Regions from separate parts of the Homo sapiens genome. Here region 2 is linked to region 1. Evidence: chromatin contacts called from ENCODE Hi-C or POLR2A ChIA-PET data. All regions are on one chromosome and are shown on one strand. Each heading gives the region's core, a stretch centred on a gene start or an enhancer-like site at or near the end of the contact. The rest is flanking DNA. Distances are from core to core; before and after follow the strand shown.

The links. A loop is a pair of places that touch in the nucleus more often than their neighbours do. ChIA-PET counts read pairs that join two places held with the same protein, here RNA polymerase II (POLR2A). Pooled maps may share reads with other maps.
Region 2: a loop to region 1 is called in a map of B cell, with 3 times the contacts of the local background. The contact joins the enhancer-like site here to the promoter of SLC37A3 in region 1. A Hi-C loop is called at or near these places in 3 of 168 maps with a recorded cell type or tissue (B cell, CD8-positive, alpha-beta T cell and naive thymus-derived CD4-positive, alpha-beta T cell), 4 of 37 single-sample maps with no recorded cell type and 12 of 50 pooled maps. POLR2A ChIA-PET finds 5 or more read pairs at or near these places in 3 of 52 experiments (HepG2, activated T-cell and activated naive CD8-positive, alpha-beta T cell).

What each region holds. Positions count from the first base shown.
Region 1 is chr7:140,397,280-140,401,101 of GRCh38, reverse strand. SLC37A3 (solute carrier family 37 member 3) reads left to right here and starts at 2,572. Exons shown (of 15, transcript NM_207113.3): 1 at 2,572-2,686. RefSeq lists silencers at 2,425-2,654, 2,765-3,034.
Region 2 is chr7:140,238,082-140,241,903 of GRCh38, reverse strand. All of the region lies in intron 1 of LOC107986854 (a long non-coding RNA gene), which reads right to left. It also overlaps the pseudogene RNU1-58P. Among named protein-coding and RNA genes, the nearest start is that of KDM7A-DT, 63 kb to the right of the region's middle. Within about 2 kb of position 2,168, at least 3 of the 41 ENCODE cell types and tissues checked have a DNase peak (open chromatin) inside an H3K27ac peak, as active enhancers do.

The sequences.
Region 1 (3,822 bases), core at 1,323-3,822:
GTCTACCACCCAACCCTCTCCACCAAGGTCACTATAAATACAAAGAGCATAGCTTGGGCTACAGGAAAGAAGGCATTCATATGTATAAATGTGTGTGTATATATACACTGTTTTTTCTTTTTTAAGAGACTGGGTCTCCCTCTGTCACCCAGGCTGGAGCACAGTGGTACGATCATAGCTCACTGCAGCCTCCAAAGGTGCGGCTGAAGTGATCCTCCTACCTCAACCTCCCTAGTAGCTGGGATTAAAGATACACACCACCACATGGCTAAGAAGGCATTCTAGCCCTGAGTGGTGGTGACACAGGTTATATACTTGAAGTATACACACACACATATATATGTATACACCCATATGTAAATATAACACAAAAAACTATGTATTTCACTCTATGTATATATATTTACCATTTTAACCGTTTTTAAGTGTACAATTCAATGGCATTAAATACATTGTTGTGCAACCAACATCACCATCCATCTCCAGGACTTTTTTGGCATCCCAAACGGAAACTCCATAGCCATTAAACAACAATTTCTCATTTCCCCTTCCCTCCAGCCATGGGCAACCACCATGCTACTTTCTGACTCTATGAATTTCACTACTCTGGCTACCTCATATAAGTGGAACTGTACTGTACTGGTCCTTTTATGTCTGACTTATTTCACTTAGCATAATGTTTTTGAAGGTTCGTCTATGTTGTAGTATGTGTCAGAATTTGCTACCTTTTTTAGGCTGAAAAATAAACGATTCACAATATATTTTTAAAAATAAAAGTAACATATTTGGCTCATTTATTTTTGCTCACCCTGACATCATATTTCTCCTTGGATGCCTAGAGACAAAACTACCACTGTATAAGGGCTAGAAACAAAACTACCACTGTATAAGGGCAAATAAAAATGAAAAATAACAGGCTTAATTCCTCTGCTGAAAATAAAGAGACTTCTCAGCCTTCTCTCTGTTCCTTCAAAATTTCTTTCTCTGTCCTTTTCGAATGTACACAAATCTTTATAACGGCGAAATGAGCCTCTTGCCAGTATCACAACTCAGAAATGTATCCTCAAGGACTTGGGGGTCATCTTTTTGAAATTCAGACGTGAGTTAGTGCCTGTATCTTCCAGTTCCTACATGAGGGTAAGAGACTAAATTAGTGGGTATGGGCGCCTTGCTCCAATTTGTAAAACTACCTCCTGCTATAAAGATATGCGAACTTTGGCCGGCTGCGGTGGCTCACACCTGTAATGCTAGAACTTTGGGAGGCCAAGGAGGGCAGATCACGAGGTCAGGAGATCGAGACCATCCTGGCTAACACGGTGAAACCCCGTCTCTACTAAAAATACAAAAAAATTAGCCAGGCGTGGTGGCGGGCGCCTGTAGTCCCAGCTATTCGGGAGGCTGAGGCAGGAGAATCCCTTGAACCCGGGAGGCGGAGCTTGCAGTGAGCTGAGATCACGCCACTGCACTCCAGCCTGGGTAACAGAGCAAGACTCCGTCTCAAAAACAAAAAACAAACAAACAAAAAGATATGCGAAGTTTAAAAAACGAACAACAACAACAAAAAGTTATGCGAAGTTTGTTTTGCTTCTGGATAAAGCCAACATGAGTGGTCTCCCCAATTACTACTATTAAGTAAGGAGGAACTATGTTTGACAAAAGGTGTTGTCAAGTTCTGTTATTTGAAGACTAGTGATTGTTTATCTTGAGAACAGGTATGTAATGGTTGTTGTGGAGATTTTCTGGATTAAGAGAAGTTTTTTTTCTTTAAAATTCGAACAAGTGTCTGTATTTTTTCCCTTTATTTAAGAAACGGTGGCGGCGGTGGTGGTGGTGGATGGGGGGCGGCTCTCACTACCTTGCCCAGGCTGGTCTCAAACTCTTGTTCTCAAATGATGCTCCTACTTCGGCCTCCCAAAGTGTTAGGATTACAGGTGTGAGACACTTGTGTTGGATTTTTTTTTTTTGGAGGCAGGGTCTCGTTCTGTTGCCCAGGCTGGTGCAGTGGAGCAATCACAGCTGCCAGCCTCAAACTTTTGGGCTCAAGCGATCCTCGCACCTCGGTCGCCCCAGTAGCAGGGACCACAGGCACATGCCACTACTCCTGGCTAATTTTAACATTTTTTGTAGAGATGGGGTCTGGCTATGTTGCTAAGGCTGGTCTTGAACTACTGGGTTCAAGTGATCCTCCCTTCTCGACCTCCTAAAGTGTTGGATTACAGGCGTGAGCCCACTGTGCCCGGCCTGCATTTAATTAGACACCTAAAATTTAGGCCGGTCAGTAGCACACTTAGCAGCACGTTACTTTTTATAAAAACAAAGACCGAATACCGCTTTTTTGAAAAAAAAAAAAAAAAAAAAAAAAAAAGGATGCACCAGTTCTCCCCATATCATTTCTTCTCTCTACCTCTCGTCTTTTGCAGCTAACATTACTGGCCAGGTCCGCAGCAGCAGAGTTCTGTGGGCTCCCAGCCTCCGCCCTCCTCGCCCTCCTCCGCGCCGGCAGGTGAGGCCGCGTGGCGGGACTACAACTCCCAGCGTGCCCCGCGACGGGAGGGTCACGTGGGCGTCCGGAAACCCTGGTCGCACCGCCAGGGGTGAGCTGGCGGCGGGGGAGGCGGGCAGCGGAGCCAAGCTGACCCGGCGAGCGGAGCCGGGGCTGGAGAGCGGCGACCACTGCGGATCTCGGGTGCGCAAGCGGTGATGCGTGGGGCCGAAGACCTGCTGGGGCGGGGGCGGGTCCAATCCGAGGGGCTTCCCGGGTCGGGAGGGCGGTGGGGAGATGTAGGTGGCGGCCCCCCTTGGGTGGGGCGCCCAGGCAGGGTCGGCCGCTCGCCCCCTCCTTCTCCTCCCTGGGCCCGGGCCTGGGGTCCCGGCCGTCACGGGGAGGCTGCGATGGGGTGGATGGGGAGGAGAAGGACCCCCGGGGGACCCTGCGGCCCGGCCCCGATCCATGCGGCAGAGGCTTTTGTGCTCCTCGCCCGCCTGTCCTCCGGCCGTGGGTCTGGGAGATTCTGACTTGATCAGAAAAGGGCTTGTCGTTCGGACCAGGGGAGAGGGGATGCTTTTCAGGTAGGTGGGGAAGGAAGCTCTTTGGAAAGGATGTATAGAGGTCAGAGAAGAAGCGTGGTCTCAGTGAGTGACTGGTTTTGTTTTCTGGTAACTAGCATGAACTCAGTCAAGGAATTTGGTCAAATTATTCGTCATTCCCTCCTTATTCTTCGCAGGGTGTGTTCTGTTTATTCTCAGTTTTGACAGGAGATAATGGGAATGTGTCCCCGGAGTTTTTAGTGTTTTTTTGAAATGTAAGATGGTAGGCTATCTCGTGGTAACTCTTACTGAAAAGTTTATAGTTTATAGGGAGGAGTGGTTCCTGGGGTGAGCAAAATCATTCAGTTGTTATCTTTTTGTCCACCGGTTTATTTCTACCTTTACACAAATTTATACATACATAAATATATATAACAGTTGTTGAAGGGAATGTCTTCAGTGCTTTGGTGCTTAAATGATTTCTTTTCAGTTTGTTTGATGTTTCTTGGATACTAGGCTCTATACTAAGAACTCCATATAAATTATCTCATTTAATTAATACATGAGGAAATTGAGCTTCGGGTTGGGCGCGGTGTCTCATGCCTGTAATCCCAGCACTTTGGGAGGCCGAGGCCTGTGGATTCCTTGAGGTCAGGAGTTCAAGACCAGCCTGGCCAACATGGTGAAACCCCGTCTCTACTAAAAATACAAAGATTAGCTGGGCGTCGTGGCGCATGCCTGTAATCCCAGCTACTCGGGAGGCTGAGGCAGGAGAATCGCTTGAACCTGGGAGGC
Region 2 (3,822 bases), core at 919-3,418, 160 kb after region 1:
TGTGATCCTGTTATCTCCCCCACAAGGTAAGTATCTCCAGGCCAATCTTATTTTCCTTCCATGGGGACAGGTCAGAGGCACTTTCCCTCCATATGAATACAAATCAAATGTATTCACATTCTATCATCAATGCCTGTGGTCACTCAAAATTCAAAAGAAGGGGCCGGGGCATGGTGTCAGCCTGTAATGTCAGCACTTTGGGAGGCCAAGGTGAGCGGATCACTTGAGGTCAGGAGTTCGAGATCAGCCTGGCCAACATGGTGAAACCCCTTCTCTACCAAAAATATAAAAAATTAGCCCGGTGTGGTGGCAGGCACCTGTAATCCCAGCTACTTGAGAGGCTGAGGCAGGAGAATCGCTTGAACCCAGGAGGTGGAGATTGCAGTGAAGTCGAGATCACGCCACTGCACTCCAGCCCAGCCTGGGCGACACTCTCTCAAAAAAAAAAAAAAAAAATTCAAAAGATGTGAACTTCCAAAATGGAGACTGCACACATGCACACATCTACATACATGCACACACACATGCATGCACACCATACACGTACATACATGTGCACCCACAGGCGCACACATACCATACACATGTGCACACATGCCACATGCATGTACACACGAACCATGTACATGCACACATACCAAACACACACGTGCACATACAAGCCCTCATCTAGGCTGAGATTTAAAAGCCCTGCAGTTGGCTGAGCGCGGTGGCTCACGCCTGTAATCCCAGCACTTTGGGAGGCCAAGGTGGGCGGATCTCCTGAGATCGGGAGTTTGAGATCAGACTGACCAACACGGTGAGGGTCAGCCCATCCAGAGCGCAATGGTTATTAGCCTAGGTGTAACCGAAACCCTGTCTCTACTAGTAGACAGGTTTAGTAGAAACCCTGTCTCTACTAAAAATACAAAATTAGCTGGGCATGGTGGCGGGTGCCTGTAATCCCAGCCACTTGGGAGGCTGAGGCAGGAGCATTGCTTGAACCCGGGAGGTGGAGGCTGCAGTGAGCCGAGATCACACCATTGCACTCCAGCCTGGGCAACAAGAGGGAAACTCTGTCTCTAAATAAATAAATTAATTAAATAAATAAAAATAAAAGCCCTGCGCTGACTCCATTCCTCAGTAGTGATGATTCCCCAAAACACTACAGTTCACCCTCCATAAAAGGGGTTGTCCAAGCTTGGAGCTCTCTGGGTCTGGGGTTTCCCCTCAGTAAAGTGAGGAATGTGGACAAGGAAACTTCTAGGACCTCTTCCTGTGCTCCCACATCCTCTGGCCCTAAGGGCTGTTTTCAGCTCCCCACCCCCATATCCCAAAGGATCAAAGGAATGGAAACTTAAGGAATTGGACCTTAAGGCTGTGGTGTCTGGGCTGGAGTGGACGGTGCTTTGCCACACACCTCTGGCATATCATCCTACAGCAGTGTTTCTCTTTTAAAAGAAAAAATTATTGCGGTGGCTCAGGCCTGTCATCCCAGCATTTTAGTACAGCGAGGCAGGTGGATCACCTGAGGTCAGGCATTCAAGACCAGCCTGGCCAACATGGTGAAACCCCATCCCTACTAAAAATACAAAAATCAGCCGGGTGTGGTGGTGGGCGCCTGTAATCCCAGCTACTTGGGAGGCTGAGGCAGGAGAATTGCTTGAACCCGGGAGGCAGAGGTTGCAGTGAGCTGAAGATCATGCCATTGCACTCCAGCCTGGGCAACAGAGCGAGACTCCGTCTCAAAAAAAAAAAAATTATTATGGACCCCAAGCTGACGAAATCTTTAATATTACCCAAATATATGTGCATATTAAGACCTTGGTATGCAAAGTTTAACAATACAACACCTCGTATTGTTAGGTAGTCTATCATCAGAAAAGTCAAGCAGAAAGGAAGAGAGAAGTCAGGGTGTCACTCTGGGCCCCCAACTTCAGGAGTGTTTCCATCAAGGGCTGCATTTCCCCCCTTGACAAACCCACCATAGCTCTGGCTTTGCTGGGTGATCCCTGGGTGCAGGGAAGCCCGACCCCTCCTTCTGTCCCCATTCATAGAATCCTGGACTGGCTAGGGGCCTAGAGAGATCACTAAGCACTGCTGAAATGCAGAAGACCAACTTCTAGACACAGGCACCCCGCCCCCTCCTTCTCTCCCTCCAGCCTAGGGGTGGCAGTCACTTACTGCTGTTGTAAACCTCTGGGCTGCCTCACCCTCTACTTTTTGGATCTTTGGTTTATTTGTCCTGGGTCCTAGGAAGGAGGTGAGGCAGCACTTCCTAAGGACGGGGAGTGCAGATGGCATAGGCAAGATGCCCGCAGAGGCTGATCCAGGCATGTGCTCAGCACAGCAACTGTAAGAGGAGAGCAGGGCTGGGCCAAGGGAGAAGGTGAAATGTGATGCACTTGCCACCAAAGCCCGGCCCTCCATCCCATGACGAGTTACAAAGCCCTTCGGAGTTGTCCTGAGTGGAGGCAAGGGGCTGGGTTTTTGCACCCCACTCCCCATATCTCACCCCTACATGGTTCGGTTGAATTCAGGCTGCCCCGCAAGGAAGGAGCCACCCTTGGGCCAGGCAGCCCCCTTCAGGCAGGGCTATTCCTGGGAACAGACTGGCGGTGAGCTGTCAGCAGTTGTATCCCAAAGAAGAACCTGGGCAGAGGCTGCAGAGTCGGCCACAGCATCAAAGCCCAGCTCTGCTTACTACCTGCGTGACCTAGACCCAATTCCTCATCCTTGTTTAGCATGCAGTTCAGTTTCCCCATCTGTAAAACAGGGAGGCTGTGAAGATCAAATGAGACCATGTTCCCGTAGGGGACAAGAAGCCCGCCCCTGGCTGGCTTCCCTCTAGGGAGCTGCTGCCAATCCCTTTGGCCAGGATCCAGGACTCTGCTTCAGCCACCTGTATAAGGGGGCGGGGACCCTGTGTGATGAGGTCTGTGCCAAGGTGTGGCCTTCCCTCCCACATCCTACTCTCAGGGGGTGGATGGATCTTGCTCTTCTCACTGGCTCCTCCAGCTCTGGGGACAGAACAAGGACGGCGAACCAAGGTCCTCTTGGAGCCTGTCCTTCTGGCCTCCCTCATCCTCCCCACATGAGCACTGGCAGGTTGGGCCCAAGCATGGCCAGGGAAGGGAGAACCTCTGGATCCTGGAGTTCCGAGCCTCAGCTGTGCCATGCAGCCCAGAGCCCTGCCCCGAGTGGAGTGTCAGGCTCTGTGCCATTTGCCTTTATCCTCTGTGTGTGCCAATCCCCAGGAACCCCACAGGAAGGAAGGGGTGGAAGAGCTAGGGCAGAATTCTGGCATTCCTGGGTCCCCTAAATCCCACCTGCACTCTGAATGGTAGAAAAGATGGGAAGATATAAATAGAAAGCAGTGGGGGTGTGGGGGAAGGTCAGCAGCACCCCAGACTGCTTCAGGGCCCCTGGGGACACAAGGAAACCTGATGTGAGTTGGAAAAGGTCCCTCCTCCGGGTGGACGCACACCCATGATGTGCAGCTTAGCTCACAGATGGCGCCTTTGTGCAAACTAGAAAAAGCCCTCAGCCCTCCCTGTGTGGTTGGGGTGCAGCGCCCAACCTGAATGAAGTCTCCACGGGATGTCACAGGTCCCTTGCACTGCCAGTTTTCTCAGCACACACGAAATTGAAGGTATAGCCTTGGGTTCTGCACATTTTGTGTGGCTTATGTGCCAACTGGGACAATCTGGTTATATGCCACAGAGCCCATCTTCCCAGACGTCAAACATCTGTCCACACCTTACAGCCTTTGCTGCTGCTCTCTGCGATGACAGTCATAGAATCCTGGACTGGCCAGAGGCCTAGAGAGATCACTAAGCACCA